Regions from separate parts of the Homo sapiens genome. Here region 2 is linked to region 1. A link is a loop called in an ENCODE intact Hi-C map of the cell type or tissue named here. Cell type or tissue: heart left ventricle. All regions are shown on one strand. Links, peaks and the distances in the headings refer to the core of each region. The heading gives the core; the rest is flanking DNA. Region 1 holds the start of LOC124902538 (a long non-coding RNA gene). Region 2 holds the start of LOC105376358 (a long non-coding RNA gene).

Region 1 (8,333 bases), core at 327-8,326:
GGATAAGTATCCACCAGTGAAACCAGCACCATCATCAGGGTGGTAAACACATCCCTCACCTCCAAGGGTTTTCTTCCACCCCGTTATTATTATTGTTAAGTTGTTGTTGTTTGTTGTTTTATGAAGCGTTCACATAAGATCCACTGTCTTAGCAATTTTAAGTACACAATACAGTCTTGTTAGCTATGGGTGCTATGCTGTAGAGTAGAGCTCATACCGCATCCACCTGGCATAACTGAAACTTTGTTCCCTTTGACCATCAATGCCCTGTTCCTCCCTTCTCCCAGCCCCTGGTAATCACCACTCTCCTTTCTGCTTCTATGAATTTAACTATTTTAGGTTCCATATATAAATGAAGTCATGTGGTATTTTTCTGTGCTTGGATTATTTCACTTAGCATAATGTCCTCCAGGTTCATCCATGTTGTTGCAAATGACAACATTTCCTTCTTTTTAAAGGCTGAATAATATTCCCTTGTACAAATATGCCCCATTTTCTTTATCCATTCATCCACCAATGAGCATTGAGGCTGTTTCCACGTCGTGGCTGTAGTGAATAACTTTGCAACAAACACAGGGTTCAGAGATCTCTTAGAGATACTAATTTTATTTCCTTTGGATATATACCCCAAAGTGCAATTGCTGGACAATTTGATGTTTCTATGCTTACTTTTTTTTGAGAAACCTCCGACTGTTTTCTACAATGGCTGTACCAGTATTTCCACTAGCAATGTACACAGGTTTCTTTTTCTCTACATCTTCAGTAACTAACACTTCTTATCTTTTTTTTTTTCTGAATAATAGCCATTCTCACAGGTGTGAGGTGATATCTCGTTGTGCTTTTGATTTACTGATAATTAGTGATGTTGAGCACTTTTTCATGAACCTGTTTATCTTTTGTGTGTCTTCCTTGGAGAAATGCCTATTCAGGTCTTTTATCCCTTTTATAATCAGGTTATTTGATTTTTTTTTTTTGCTATTTGTATAAATTATTTGTATATTTTGGATGCTAATCCCTTATCAGATATATGACTTGCACACTTTTTTTTCATTCTCTAGGTTGCCTTTCTATTTTGTAGATTGTTTCTTCTACTGTGCAGAGCTTTATAGTTAGGTATATTTTGCTTGTTTATTTTGACATTTGTTGTCTGTGCTTTTGGTGTCATATCCAGAAAAACACTGCCAAGACCAATCAATGACAACAAACTTTTCCCCGATGTTTTCTTCTGGGAGTCTTACACTTTCAGGTCTTATGATTAAATCTTAAGTCCATTTAGAGTTGATTTTTCTATATGGTACAAGGATCCAATTTCACTCTTCCATATGTGGATATTCAGTTCTCCCTGCACCATTTATTGAAGAGTCTATCATTTCCTCATTGTGTATTCTTGGCACCCTATCAAAAATTAATTGACTGTATATATGTATACATTTATTTCTGGGCTCTCTATTCTATTTCATTGGTTTGTGGGTCTGTTTTTTTTATGCCAGTACCATCCTGTCTTCATTATCATAGCACGTAATGAAATTTGAAATCAAGAGGTAGAGTGCCTCTATCTTTGTTCTTTTTGCTCAACATTGCTTTGGCTATTAGAATTCTTTGTGATTGCTTATGAATTTTAGGATTCCTTTTTCTATTTCTTTGAAAAAAAAGCCTCTGAAATTTTGATAGGAATTGTGTTGAATCTGTAGATCCTTTTGAGTGGTGTGGACATTAAACAATATTAATTTTTCTAATCCATGAACATGAAATACTTTTCCATTTATTTTTATCTAATTTTTCTCATCATAGTTGTTTAGCTTTCAGTATATAGAGCTTTTACCACCTCAGTTAAGTTTATACCTAAGTATTTTATTCTTTATGATGCTATTACAACAGGATTGTTTTCTTAATTTCTATTTTGGGTGGTTCATTTTTAATGTAGAGAATGCTACTGGTTTTTGTATGTTGATTTTCTATCTTGCAACTTTGCTAACTTCATTCAACAGTTCTAACAGATTTTTGGTGGAGTCTTCTGGGTTTTCTGTATATAAGATCATGCTATCTGCACACAAAGACAATTTTACTTCTTCCTCTCTAATGTGAATGCCTTTTACTTTTTTTTCTCACCTAATTGCTCTGTCTAGGACTCCAGCACTATGTTGAATAGAAGTGGAGAACGTGGGAATCCCTGTCTTGCTCCTGATCTTAGAGAAAAAGCTTTCAGCTTTTTACCTTCGAGTATGATGCTATCTGTGGGCTTGCCATGTATGGCTTGTTTGATGTTGAGGTATGTTCCTTCAATACCTAATGTGTTGACAGTTTTCATCATGAGACGATGTTGAATGTTACCAAATGCCTTTTCTGAATCTATTGAAATGATTGTGTAATTTTTATCCTTCATTCTCTTCATGTGGTATATTGCATTTATTGATTCATCTATGATGAACTATCCTTGCCTCTCAGGGATAATTCCCAAATTTACCCAGCTGGGCTTCTTAAACATTCTGTCTCTATACTTCTATTCACCTACACTTCTTCTTCTTTTCCTTTCTTCTCTCCCCTCTTTCTTCCTTTTCTCCCTCCCTCCCTTCCTTTCTTCCTTTTATTCAACTTACATTTACTAACCTTCTATCAAAAGCTAGGCTTTATCAAAAATTCAAAGTTAATCCCAAACTTAGGATGAATTACTTTAACTTCCGTCCTAGTATGCCATCTAATATTAGCAACACAGGCTAAAAAGATGACAGGACTACAGGAATGGAGAAGGGAGAGAGCAGTGCCACGTGAAGTCACCTTGGGAAGAACGGGCCCACCTAGAGTGTGAACTCAGAGCAGAGGCCTAGAATGAGGGTGCTTTGAGCACTTGATTCCTAGAAACATAAATATGTCATGAGATGAAGTGTGCAGAATCACAGTACTTTCCAAACCTCACCGAGGATAAGTCCCGCTTCTCTTTTCTCCCCTCTTCAAGTTATGTTTTCCTTCAGTTTATCCTTGTTTCTCTCTTTCCTCATTTGAGATGGACAAAACTCAATGAATCATCTTTTTCTAAGTATGTTAGTAGAATATAGTTTCAAAAACAGAATTAAAATAACACCGTTTAACACAGGCTAGAATAGGGACTAGACATGGACGTTCTCAGGTTCTTCGTGGTGTGCCACTAGCCATTATGTGGCCCCATGTAAGTCATTAAGATTCAGGTAGTTCAAGGTTGATTGTGCTTAATTTATTCAATTGCGAAGACCACATAGTGGTGTGGCTAATTATTGTTTAGAAGGTGCTGAAGCTTCTCAGATGAAAGCCACCATGGAGGAGCAAGAGGTCATTACAGTAATCACTGCTGCAAAGTGAATTCATTTCCATAGAAGGTCACTTATGAGTTGAGTCACATTGTAGAGAAAGAGCTTAATCTTACAAGGTTGAATGGAGGGCATGGTCACATACCCTAACTACCCATGATCGGCAGGAATGAAGAGTGGTGGGCAGGTTGCAGCAGGATCTCAGAACTTCTCTTCCTCCCTGCACCTCCCTGTAAAGCTCCACTGGGCCTGAAGAACCTGTCCATCTATCTTGATAAAGCCTTCAGCTTGAAGGCACCTGCAGTCTGGCCAAGGGTGCCACACAGCATTGTGTAGGACACCCTTTGAATACTTGTGGGTCATTGCTAAGCCGATTCCTCCTCCCTCCTCCTCTTTCCTCTAAATACCATGTTCTGGTTCTGCCTGTTTCTAGGTGGTCATTTCTAGGTCAGAACTATCCTATGCCCAAACAGAAGAGGGCTTGTCTGGGTTCTCAGCAAAGATGCCAGCACTTACAGAGCTTTACTAGGCAAAGCGTGATAGATGATAGATTCTGTGTTTCACCCACACTGCTTTGTTTTCACTGCTGTTTTGCAATGGGTTGTAAACATAACAGAGTCACTGCCAGTGCTAATGATCTGTGATTTTCTAGCAAGGAGGTCAATTGCACCGGGCACCTACCCACACTGCCTACTACCCTTAAAGCAGCAGATCCCATTTATTTTGGGAATGTGAACATCTTACAAACTCACACATTCCACATTGTTCTTCCCTGCCTCCCATGCCTTCATATAAATACAGCATCCCAAGGGAAAGAAAAACTGCCTTTTCATGAATCAGAGAGGATGCTTAACGTATTTGACTTAAAAAAAGTACTTTTAAAGACGTCAAATCCCAAAGTAAGCAGCTTTTACTTCAAAAATAAGCCCACTTCGATGGGAGATCAAAGGGATGGAACTTTCCAAGTTGCAGTTGAATTTAACATTCCAAGAGTCAGGAGGGCAGATTAAAATAGGATTTTGCTTGCAATAACATTTGCGGTCTGTTCAGCATTGTTGAGTGCTTAATCTAGCCAGGAAGTCTGATTTACAGGGAGCTACAGCAGGCCTTCAGCCCCCGGAATTCATCCCAAAAGCAACATGACTTTCGTTTTGAGGAAAGGCTTTGACACAGGGACTACTGCTTTCTCCCAGTAGGGGTTACCAGCCTATTTCAAATCAGGGCCTTTCTTTTCTATAGCAGCAATTGTAAGACAATGAAAACATCCTGTTTCAGAAAAGAATTTGCAAAGAAGTACAACAGGATATTCTCAAACCTGGTGCAAAGTGAATCATCTTATCAAACACAAACTACCTGAGCTATATATTGGTACTGTTTAATTGACAACTCTAAGGTAGGTCTTTGTTTTATTATTATTGTTACATTACTATCATTATTATTATTAATTTGCCATCTTCCTCTCCAAAAAGAACTGTGAATTCTTAAGAATACAGGAAAAGAAGGGACCTCAGGGCTATTATCCCCAAGGCCTTCTGTGGGGCAGGACGATTGAGGCTGGAAGGGGCTGATTTCATCCTCTTCTGAAAGCACTGCAAAAGTGAATTCTAGGGCTTCCTTCCAGAGAAGCCTTCAGAATGACTCAGGAGTCTTTTCATCTCTTCACCGAATTTCTCTTTCCTCACTGTAATTCAATTTAATTTTAGAAAATTAGAGTATAGAGTACTGGCTGCAAACACAAAAACATACAAATGCTACTTCAAAGAGCTTTTACTCTAGGAAGGAGGGCACGCATCTTCTAGTAAGCTCTGATGTTTTTCTCTGACCTCAGTGAAAATACAACGCTTTTTATTTCCAGTCATAGGTTTGGAATGTACTATCACACAGGGACATGCCGCTCAGCCTTTTCTAACCCCCATCGTAACATGCTAAAGAGAAACTGATGAAATCGTTTGCTCAAGGACATGTCTTTTAGCAGATGGGGCCAGAGTTAAACCTTGGTAATGGCTGATTCTAAAATCTAAGATATGATTTCTCATGTGCAAATTCTAAAATCAGGAAAAGTCTGAAAACAAAGTCATATTTGTAGAACTGACACCAAAATACATATGGCAGCAAAAAGTGAGCAGATTTATACAATATTGATGACAAGCTTTCTAAGTCCTTTATTCTGAATATGTATACAATTAGTACAGAAGTATTAACGTATTTTACAAATAGATGACTGCTCTAGCCCTGCTTAGGGTCCTGTGGAAAAATATGGTGAATATACCATATTTTGAAGATTGAAAAAGAAAAGAAGAACTCTGAAGCCTGTATCTCCTCAAGGGTTTTTCTTGGGGACAGTGGACCATGATGTAATTCCTCCCAAGGAAAGTGTAGAGAGCAATAACTCTTGCCGTAGAATACAATATTTTGTAAAACATGCATCAAAATATCAGAACTGAATGTAACCTTTAAGTGAATGTAATTTAACTTCCTCCTCAATTAAAAACCTTCTTTCTGCTGCTGACAGCTGTCCATTCAGCTAACCTGATGTTCTCTATTACTGGTGGCCTATTTATTGCTGCTCAGTCAGGGTTAATAGAAAATTCAGCTGGGCTTGGTGGCTCATGCCTGTAATATCAGCACTTTGGGAGGCCGAGGCGGGCAGGTCATGAGGTCAGGAGTTCAAGATCAGCCTGACCAACATAGTGAAACCCTGTCTTTATTAAAGATACAAAAATTAGCAGGGCGTGGTGGCGGGCACCCATAATCCCAGCTACTTGGGAGGCTGAGGCGGAAGAATCTCTTGAACCCGGGAGGCAGAGGTTGCAGTGAGCCGAGATCATGCCATTGCACTCCAGCCTGGGCTATAGGAGAGAAACTCCGTCTCTAAAAAAAAAAAAAAAAAAGAAAGAAAGAAAAAGAAAAAAAGAGAAAATTCTTCCTTCAGTTTAGCCACGTTGTCCTTCTCCATAACATCCCCAATGGATTCTGTTCTGTCTCATGACCAAGCGGCAGAAACAGGCCCAAGTGTGGTCCTTGCAACGACGGTGCCACTCACAGCACCAGGCCTTCCAGCGGTTGTTTTATTTTATTTTATTTTTACTTTTTTGAGACAGAGTCTCACTCTGTTGCCCAGGCTGGAGTGCAGTGGCACTATCTTGGCTCACTGCAACCTCCGCCTCCCAGGTTCAAGCGATTCTCGTGCCTCAGCCTCCCGAGTATCTGGGATTACAGGTGCGAGCTACCACGCCCAGCTACTTTTTTAGTAGAGATGGGGTTTAGCCATGTTGCCCAGGCTAGTCTCAAACTCCTGAGCTCAGGCAATCCGCCTGCCTCGGCCTCCCAAAGTGCTAGATTACAGGCGTGAGCGACCGCGCCGGCACAGTGGTTGCTTTAAAATTTAATTATTCACTTAAAACATTTCAAAGTGACTTGAGATCTTTCATTCAAAGTTTACACCCATAAATATTTGATGCCATTGGATGGATGCTTTTAGCTTTCTGTAGCTGTGATTTTTACCCCCTAATTTTGTAGATGAAGCTTTTAAAACACTCCACTCATTTGAAATAAAAATAACAAAGGAAAGGCTGAACAAATTCAAGTGTCTTTCCTCTTTTCTGTCTCCTTGCAGGAAAAAATCATATTTCTTGGGCAGAGTGTATATACTGTATCTTTTTCAATGACTGGTTTGAGAATGGAGTTTATGATTCAGGGACCTCAGAAAGGCCGTTGTCTAGGGATAAATTAGATCTAGCTGCAAGTCTGAAGGTGTATGTTTCCAAAATAGTCTTAGGATAAATTAAGCCATTTACTTCTGAGCTGGACTTTTTTTTAATTTAAAAAAATGGATTTTAGGAAACCAAGAAAGCAACATTAACAAAGACCCTGTGAAGCCTGAGAATCTCATTTCCTGATTTCACGGTGTCTTCTAAGTGGCTGCTGGTGGCTAAGGCAGGCCTCATGTTGGCAAATGTTTCTTTCCGTCATACGTGGGTCTTTGGAGACCTGGAGATGGTGCAAAGTCGAATGGATGGCATCCATCCTGTTACTGGGAAATGCGGTCCGGTGGGGTGGGGAAGGTTCCACACACCCACATTCCCCAGGTCACCAGTTACTCTGAGATTTGAAAGCCCTAACAGGGAAAGGACAAGTCCCTGTTCACCGTGCCCCTTGGCAATTGGCTACACATGCATTTGTGTTATCTTTGAGCCCGATCCTCACCACCCCAACCTCACACGGAGACTCCATGACTCTAGACAGAAAGTATGCATTTTCCCATAGGCAAAATTTCCTGCACCAGCAAACTCAAGGTTTTCCCCTGACGTGATTTAGCCTTCCGGCCGCAGTTCCTGCTCTTCCTTCCCCTCACCCTTTCCTGCCTGTGGGGCCCGCTCAAGCTATGCAGAGCAGCTGTGCTGAGTACCACGTTGCTTTATGGTAAATTTCAAAGCCTCAGGGTACAAATTATTTATTGGTAGTTAATTTCCAATTAGTTTTATTAAATTACAGCTGATGACCTCCTTCTACCTGGATTAATTTAACAAAATGCTCATGTTTTTCAAATTATCTTCTCATTTCCACTCTAGATGAGAAATGTAATTTTCAGCTTTGGTTGAAGAAACTTGCATCATATCCTGTCTGCTTTAAGCATTTCGGCAGGTTCAGAATCCACACACACACACACACACAGGCACACACATGCATGCACACACACACACATGCACACACAGGTAAACATATACACATGCACACATGGTTCTACACACTTTTGTTTTGAATGGCCTGGTCAGCTGTGCACTTAGTCTTCCTTCTCTTTTGTCACTAACCATGCTGTGCATTACTGGGCTGAACCCACCAGCCTTACACGTTGTTGGTTCTTGATTTGTGAGAGTGAATCACATAGCTTCACTATGTCTCCAGCTTTCACACACTGGGATACTCATGCATCCACACTGGGGTACACATGCATTCAAACACTGGGATCACACACTGGGGTACTCACGCTCTCACACACTGAGATACGCACGCATCCATGCTGGGGTACTCATGCTCTCACACACTGAGATA
Region 2 (8,333 bases), core at 194-8,193, 53 kb before region 1:
GATCATGGTGGTGGTGTAGTAGTTATCTCCTGCTGTGTAACAAGTTGCCCCCAAACTTAGCAGCTTGAATCAATGCACATTTATCATCTCACAGTTTTTGTGGGTCAGGAATCTTTGTGTGGCATGGCTGGCTTGGCTCACTCACAAGTCCACACTCAGGTACTGGCCAGGGATGAGGACTCATCTGAAGGCTCAGGTGGGGAAGGGTCTGCTTCTGAGCACCCCTACAAGCATACCGGCAGGACTGCATTGCTCCAGGGTTGGGGGATTGAGGTCCTCAGTTTCTTGTAGATTTCAGCTGAGAAATGGACTCAGACGTGCCTGTTGCCTGCCCTGCCTCCCTGAAGTCTTATTCTTTTCTTATTGGACAGGAAATTGACAATCAGTAAATGGTGAGATTGTTATTTTCACCTTCACCTGGACTTTATGGAGATAATCTCAGTCAATAGAGTTGCTCCACTCAGAGGAGTTCCAGGCACCAGGAAGTCAGTCAGGCGTGGGAGAGTTGCTGTTTCTGAAGGGGATGTGTGGTGGCTTCTCCCAGCTGGTTTCATTCTACTTGGATGATTGTCCCATGTGCTCATCAGGGGACAAGTCCTGTATGGGAAGGGACAAATGTGACTGTTCTGAGCAATGTCACGTCAGATCCCTGCACGCTTAAAATCTGATGAGCTATTATTTTTCATGCTCTCCCTGACCAGAAAAATAATGTAGGGAATGGTTTGTCTGGTCACTGATGGAAGCAATGCGCCTCTGAGTGCAATGTCATGCTCGCAGGTGAGCCTTCCTTCCTGCCCACGTCAGAGCACATCTCAGGGGAGATGCCTGGAAAGGTGATTATGCACAGTGGATTTCAACCCAGATGGCTGAGCCAGGTGGTGTGAGGAAAACCACTCTCGCAGCGCTGGGGATGTCCCCAATTACAAGGCAGGTCTGCAGCCTCTGGGCTTCTGCCACTCACCAGGCTTGCTCTGGGAACTGCAGTGCCCCATGTCAGTAAGCTGGCACAGGAGATGGAAGATAAACATAACCATTCTGTGTGTACTGTGGGTGCCGGATGCCGTCTCCATCACTCATTCATTGTTGTTGCTGCTAATCTGATCCCAGTTCAGGTGAGAGAAGGCCTCACTGACCCTGAAACAATTAGGATTTCTTTATTTGGAAATTTTCTAAGTGGCCACTGTAATTCATCCCCTCTGCAAGACTCTGACCGTAAAAAAGCTGCCCTGAAATCTTATGGACAAAACCTCTGTTTGGGTCTGGCCCGGTTCCCAGATGATTGAGTGCATGTAATCTGGGGGGTTTGCCTTCAGAGAAAATCAGTCATTTGTGGGGAAGCCCAATATTGTTCTCTTAGCTTGTCAAAAAAAAAAAAAAAAAAGCCCACAGCCCAGGAATGAAAGAGCTGGCAGGTCTGTGCTTACAGGTCTCTGGGAACCTGTCATCTTCTGCTCTTTAGCTGTCAGGGTTGGAAATGCAACTCTCCCCTTCCGTCCTCTGTCTCACTGATGGGGCCCATTCCAGCTGCTGCTGGCTGAAGACCCTGTGGGGACAGTCCACCCCGGAGTGCCACTCTGACTGGCTCAGGACGGGAACCTGAGCCTGCTGCAGACAGGTGACCGGAGCGCGCTGGGAGCCACACGGCGGAGCAGCCCCAAAGCCGAGGGCTTGCATGTGCTACTCCAATTAATTCTAAAAGCAACCTCATGGCACTGGCCTTTCTCCCATTCTGTAAATACGGAGGTAGAGGTTTTCTAGGTTAGGGAAACTTCTCAAAGTCTCAGAGACAGTGAGAGATGGAGTTGGAATCTAATTTAGGGCTGTCTGTTTCAGATCCGAATCTGTCACATACACTGATACTGGGCCACTCACCTGTCACTCACAGACACCACAATGACTGTGAAAGGGCAATGCCCTGTTCGTCTCCTCTGCCCATAAGCTTCAGCCCTACCACCTCCCACACCCCTCTCCTCTACATTCTGCTCGGCTTGGAAACATGGATATATTAAAAGTCTGTATAGATGCCCAGAACCGAGTTATTAGATACCAGAGTATGGGGTTTCTAACCTCAGTTGATACTATAGACAGATGGCAAATAAATCACCCAGTTTGCCTAAGTTCTCTTTTTCAGTCACTCATATTTTCCTCAAATCATAGTAAAGTTGTTTGAATTACTGAGCCCCTGATAAACTAGACTGGTCCTGACACGGAACAATGAACTTGCCTCACACCACCTGTTACAGGCTGAATGTATGTGTCCTCCCAAAATTCACATGCTGAAGTGCTAAACCCCAGAGTGGGTGTATGTGGGGTAGGGAGGCAATTAAGGTTATGTTGGGTCACAAGGGCAGGGCCCTAATCCAATAGGATTAGCTTCCTTAAAAGGAAAGATACCAGAGAGTGTGCTCCGTTTCTTCTCCTCTCCTCTCTCCCTCTCTTTCTCCCTCCCTCCCTCTCTCTCTCTCTCTCCTTCTCCCTCTCTTTTTCTCTCTCCAACCATCTCTCCCTCCCTCCCCCTTTCTCTCTCTCTCTGCTATGGGAGGGCATGGTGTGAAAAGGCAGCTATTTGCAACCCAAGAGGAGAGCCGTCTCCAGACACCAACCCTCTGGTCCCTTGATCTTGGACTTCCAGACTCTGAAACGATGAAAAACTAAATGTCTGTGATTTAAGCCACCCAGTCTGTGATAGACTGTTATGGCAACCAGAGCAAACCTGTCACAGTTTGTCATCAAATGTTGGCTTTGTGATTCACTGATGATTGTGTTTCTCCCCTACAAACTGTAAGCCTCACCAAGACTGAGCTCATGTCTTCCTGCTTCAGTGTTAGATCCCTAATTCCTCGCACAGTGCCGTGCACATAGTAGGTGCTCACTAAGTCTTTGTTGACTGAGGCCTCAAATCTAAACAGAATGGGAGATGCATAGGCCTCCACCCAGACACCCCCAATGCTTCATTTTACAGTTAGGGGAAGCCCAGACAGAAAGCTAGTAAATCGTTTACCTGAACTTACTCAGCAGGTGAGGGGCAGGTCAGGTCTGGACTGAAGGTCCCCTGGGCTCCCCTGAGCAGGGGAGAGAAATGACCTCAGGGTCAGCAGGAGGACTCTGAGGTGTGGAGCCCCCCAACATGCCAGGCACTGCAGGAATTGCTTCACTTAGCACAGAAACCTGAGGTGCTGCTCATGTTCCCATTTCACAAAATCAGATCTGAGACCAAAAGAAAATCCTACCCGCAGCAGCGTGTCTGCTGCGCCCCCTCACCCGATTAGCCCGGTGTTTGCCCTGCGTGCCCCCCGGCGCCGAGCTCACTCGCCCTCTTCCCTGCGTGCCCCCGCCACCGGCGCCGAGCTCACTCGCCCTCTTCTCCGCGTGTTTCCATCAGTGCCTGCCTTGGCTCTGCTTTCTCCAAACCTGTCCCCATCGGTCAGCTGGGGTGGACGAGTGTTTTCCATCTTGCAAAGTCATTGTGTGGGGAAGATGAGATATTCCACGTGAAGCCCCCAGCACGGCCCCCAGCGCAGCCTCCTTCCAGGAATGTTGGCTCTGAGGTCGTCTTCCGCGTGAGTTTTCATCTGTCACTTGTAACAGGAGTGCTGGTGGGAACCATGGTGCAGGTGAGCAGGCTGACAGCAGCAGTTCTTGTTGGGGAGACTTTTTTCTCTATTGTTGGGGAGACTTTTTTCTCTACTGTCATAGCTTGAAATATCTGGGGTCTGCAAGTGAACGGACAGCAGACAGGTGGACAGGAGGGAGAGCAAGGTCCATCGGCTGTGCTCATGCACACACACGTGAGGACACAGTAATGAGGAAAGGGTTTATATACCAGCAAACACAATAAAAACAGGGGCTCAGGGCTTCACGGGGAGTGTGGAAGGTCCTTTCGGTCTTGACGCTAATGGGCAGCTGATCCGAACTGGTTTTGTTTTGTTTTGTTTTATTTTTTTTTTGAGATGGAGTCTCTCTCTGTTGCCCAGGCTGACGGGCAGTGGTGTGATCTCGGCTCACTGCAACTTCTGCCTCCCAGGTTCAAGAGATTCTCCTGCCTCAGCCTCCTGAGTAGCTGGGATTACAGGAGTGCGCCACCACACCCGGCTAATTTTTGTATTTTTAGTAAAGATGGGGTTTCACCATGTTGGCCAGGCTGGTCTCGAGTAGACCTCAGATGATCGTCAGCCTCCCCAAGCTCTGGGATGACAGGCGTGAGCCACCATGCCCGGCCTGTACTGCACTGCTCGGTGTGGGGGGGGTTTAGTCTTCCTCCAAGCAGGATATGCCCCCAGAGGGGTCAAAGCAGCTCTGCTTCCTGGGGCAGCTGCTTAAGTGGAGGTAGTTTCTTTCTGCGGCTGCTGACTGTTCAGGAGTTTTCAATTTAAAATAATTTCCATCCCTTCATTCTCAACTGAAGTGTGGTCCAGCATCACCTGCACGGCTTGGAAGACGGAGATCGCAGAGCCGGGTCCCAGGGTGTCTGATTCAGTGAGTCCAGAGGCGTGCCTATGTGTGGACAGACATCGCTGACCGACCATAACCTCACATCTGCCAAACAGACACGGCCTCAGAAATTAACAATGGATGTTTGTCTTCAACGAAGCTTCCGCCCGACACATCAGATACAGTGCTGTGCTGGGCGGAGCCACAGGAAGCCTGGAGGCCTGGCTGTGGCTGCTGGTTTTGTCTCTGGGTCCCTGGTGCTGATGATCACAGGCTTCAGACACCCCTGGAGCTGTGCGAGCCGTCAGTAGCGTGTGTGTGTGCGTGCGTGTGTGTCCATGTGCATGTGTGTGCACGTGTGCAAGTGCGTGCGTGCGTGCGTGTGCGTGTGCGTGCGCGTGTGTGATGCGTGTGCACGCGCGTGTGTGATGCGTGTGCACGTGTCTGTGCGTGTGTGGGTGTGCGTGTGCATGTGTGCGTGCGGGTGTGTGCGTACGTGTGTGCGTGTGTGTGCGCGCGCGTGTGTGTTCTCGTGTGCACGTGTGTGTGTGTGTGTTTTCAGGGTCAGGAATAGGTTAACTGGATGAGATTCCATCCTCTGTGAACTCCCTGTGATTTTTGTGCAGTCACTATGTTGCCCAAACTGGCCCACTTCCCTTCACTGTTGTTGCTCCAGAGGGGCAGGAGGATTAATGTCCACGCTCGGATACAAAGTTTTCACACCCCACTGTCACTGAACTCCTGCCTGTAGGGAACATTGGCTATGATAAAGAAAACTAGGTAAAGCACTGAAAGGGCAGTGCTCAGAAAGAGAAAGAAATGCGAGCAGCCCTGGGGCTATTTCCTTCCTGGAGGTTAGAAAACTCTCTGAGTGAGTGTGTTGATCAGAGGTCGACTAAGCTGCCTCATGACAATCGAATTCTGAATTTACTGCAGAGACAATAACCCCATCACACAAGTACAAGGGCATGTCGGTGAAAACCATGTTTTAAACTGTCAAGCTTTGTAAATAATAAAGCAAATTCAGATACTGCAACTAGCAAAAAGAAATCTGAAAATGGTAGAAAAACAAGTTTTACAGTGTATTCTCTGACGGTGATGGTATTGAAAAGAAGCGGCATCTCCCATACTACACCTAGCAGCCTTTTTCCTCCTGTATGTAATTACATTTCAGGAGATAGCACTAGACCGATTCTATCCCGCTAGGTAGCAGGTTCAATTGTTATAAAAATAGTATGTAAGAGTTCTGAAAGTGTGCACAGAGGAATGAGAGATCAGTTAAAAAATTATTTTCATTTAAAAATAGTTCACACCCGTGTCAAGAGTTTATTTAAATACATTTAATTACATCATCTTTAAAGCATTTTTGTCCAGCAAGCAAAGCGATGTGATCACAAGTGATTTTTTGTTCTAAACAAAGTGATTTCCTGTTAGCACCGCGCAGAACTGTGTAGGCCCAGTGACCCTGGTTGGTGTCCGGATGATTTGATTAAAAGGGTGGCAAGGGGGAAGGATGAAGAGGGAAGGCCAGATGCTTTGGGATGTTTCCCTCTTTTTTTTTTTTTTTTTGCTATATTGAATGTTTTGAGATAAGTATAATGCTTTAAAAGCAGAAAAGAAAATGTCTTGGCTGGGTGCAGTGGCTCATGTCTGTAATCCCAGCACTTTGGGAGGCCGAGGAGGGCAGATCGCCTGAGGTCAGGAGTTCGAGACCAGCCTGACTAACATGGTGAAACCCCATCTCTACCAAAAATACAAAAATTAGCCAGGTGTGATGGTGGGTGCCTGTAATCCCAGCTACCCAGGATGCTGAGGCAGGAGAGTCGCTTGAACCCGGGAGGCGGAGGTTGCAGTGAGCAGAGATAGAGCCAATGCACTCCAGCCTGGGCAACAAAGTGAGACTCTGTCTGGAGAAGGGAAGGGAAGGGGAGGGGAGGGGAGGTCCTTACACACAATACCAATTACACCAGAGTGAACTACATTCCCTGCAGCAGTTAATATTGGCTCAGTGCACCCGCCACTTTCCTGTGCCCTGAGAACACTGGCTTCAGGACCCCACAGGACCCCGGGATTGTGTGTCTGCCTTTGCCTCAACACAAATCAGCACTTCTGGTGACCTCTGTCTTTAGGGTTACCACTGTCTTTTAGATCACAATGGGGTGACCACCATCTTTTGGGTGACCACTGTTAGTTAGTTAACAGTACCTACTCAGACAACTAAAGGAACAGTGAGTGTTGTAATATCTCCTTCCAAATTCCAACCTCCCCCACCAAAATCCAATTCACAATCAAAAAATCATTGTAAGAAACTGGGATTTGGTATGCACCAATTAAGAGTCTATGTTTGTTTCTCAGAAATATTATCTACGTACAAATCATTTTTGGAAGACATTCTAGAATGTTTCATGGAGAAAAGTTTAGATTAGAAAATAGAAATCTGTTTCTCATCCTTAATGTAAACAAGGCTTACATATTTGAGGGATGTTAAAAGATAAATTTAGGCACATGAAAAATTTGACAAGTTTATTTGAGCTGACAGCGATTCATGAATCAGGCAGCAACAAACCACAAGCTTCTAAGAGCTCCATAAGAGGGTGGGAGGGAAAACGTTTACAAGGTGTCTCTGGAAGCAGGACAAAGAAACACGTGATTGGTTAAAGTGGAAAGTCCCCAGCTAGAGGGGTTCCTTAGCAGTTACTGATTGGTAAAGTCTCCACTTGGTGGGGATTTGGCGGTTTCTGATTGATCGAGCTTAAGTTTCCTGTTACTATTTAGACTGAGTTGGGTTTTGCTTGCCTATATAGCAGCCCAGGGCCCTGGAGTGCCTCAGCCCAATGGCCAACCAGTTAATTATTTAACACGGGACGTGGCTCGTGCATAGGAAGAGGTCTTCAGTCCTCAGTTTTATATTCTTATGCCAACCCAATTTTATTTCTTCTTCAGCCTCTCTAGCCTGGGAAATGTTTAATTACCCTCTTTCTCAATCCTAATCTCTTTTTCCCCCTGGCTTCACGGATTCTACCTCCAGGCTCAATTTGGGGTGAGCTAAATTAGGAAGGCTGAATACAAAATTATGTCTGCCATTATTATTCCGTTATCGATATAGACACTATAAAATTTAAGCACAAAATCCTGAAGTACTCTCATAAGTGAAGGCCAGCTATACGCCATGCAAAACAGGGTGACATATTCGTGCAGTGCGTGGAAGGATGTCCCTCTAAAAGATCCCAGATTCTCTACCAGTTCCTCAATGCTTGTCAGATGATCCGGTCACTAATAATGAAAAAAAAGGCACAGAGACTAAGCTATATTCTGAAGGGATTTACTTGGCTATAATTCTTTATGTCACGTAATGATGGGGTGATTTTGATTGGAGTTTAAAAAGAAACATCTGTTTGGGTGAGAAAAGTGCTCAGATAAGCTTAACCATAAAATATGAGGCAGCAGAAATGCCCCTGGGGGACAGGATTAAGCTGTTCTTCAGGATCTATTCGAGCTGTGCCCTTGGGGAGGTCATTCAGTTTATCAATGCCTCAGGTTAGCATCTCAAGAAATTCACGTCTCCGAGTTGTTATAAAGCTAAATAATTTAGCATCTATAAAATCCTATGAGATGAAAGGCACAATAGAAATGCAAATTATTATTTTATTATGAGACACCATTAATAGGACAGAAAGTAAAATGCTCTCTTTGATAGATGTCCAGTTCAGCTGACTGATGGCATTGTGCTTCCGTCTTAGAAATGTATGATACTTAACTGCAACAGATAATTGCCTTCCATCCTGCTTTGTTTCATCTGCTCTCCTTAAGAATTATCTTTGGTGGTTTCTCTTCAGGGGTTACCCCTGTCAGTTCATCCCGACATTCCTCAGCAAATTGAACAAAATCGTTGCCAGAAATCC

The links. Hi-C counts contacts between places; a loop is a spot of excess contacts. Peaks named below come from ENCODE experiments on the same cell type or tissue, not always from the same donor. Only the 100,000 strongest peaks of a DNase experiment are listed, where the experiment ranks them.
Region 2: a loop joins it to region 1, with 2.6 times the contacts of the local background. A loop is called at or near these places in 5 of 110 quality-filtered maps.

Annotation. Positions count from the first base shown.
Region 1 is chr10:3,448,016-3,456,348 of GRCh38, forward strand. All of the region lies in intron 3 of LINC02669 (long intergenic non-protein coding RNA 2669), which reads right to left. All of the region lies in intron 1 of LOC105376360 (a long non-coding RNA gene), which reads left to right. LOC124902538 (a long non-coding RNA gene) reads left to right here and starts at 1,619. Exons shown (of 2, transcript XR_007062362.1): 1 at 1,619-4,674. RefSeq lists enhancers at 4,247-4,884, 8,085-8,333. In heart left ventricle, for the core only: CTCF peaks have their summits at 4,465 (motif pointing right) and 7,608; no DNase peak of the experiment used is centred there; H3K4me3 peaks cover 1,101 bases; H3K27ac peaks cover 2,479 bases.
Region 2 is chr10:3,394,700-3,403,032 of GRCh38, forward strand. The region is part of intron 1 of LOC105376360 (a long non-coding RNA gene); the gene reads left to right. LOC105376358 (a long non-coding RNA gene) reads right to left here and starts at 2,656. Exons shown (of 3, transcript XR_930568.3): 1 at 2,604-2,656; 2 at 962-1,134; 3 at 1-597. It overlaps LOC105376357 (a long non-coding RNA gene), which reads left to right and starts at 2,796. Exons shown (of 2, transcript XR_930567.3): 1 at 2,796-2,861; 2 at 3,383-3,735. RefSeq lists enhancers at 4,333-4,910, 4,911-5,487. In heart left ventricle, for the core only: no CTCF peak of the experiment used is centred there; a DNase peak (open chromatin) is centred at 4,671; H3K27ac peaks cover 446 bases.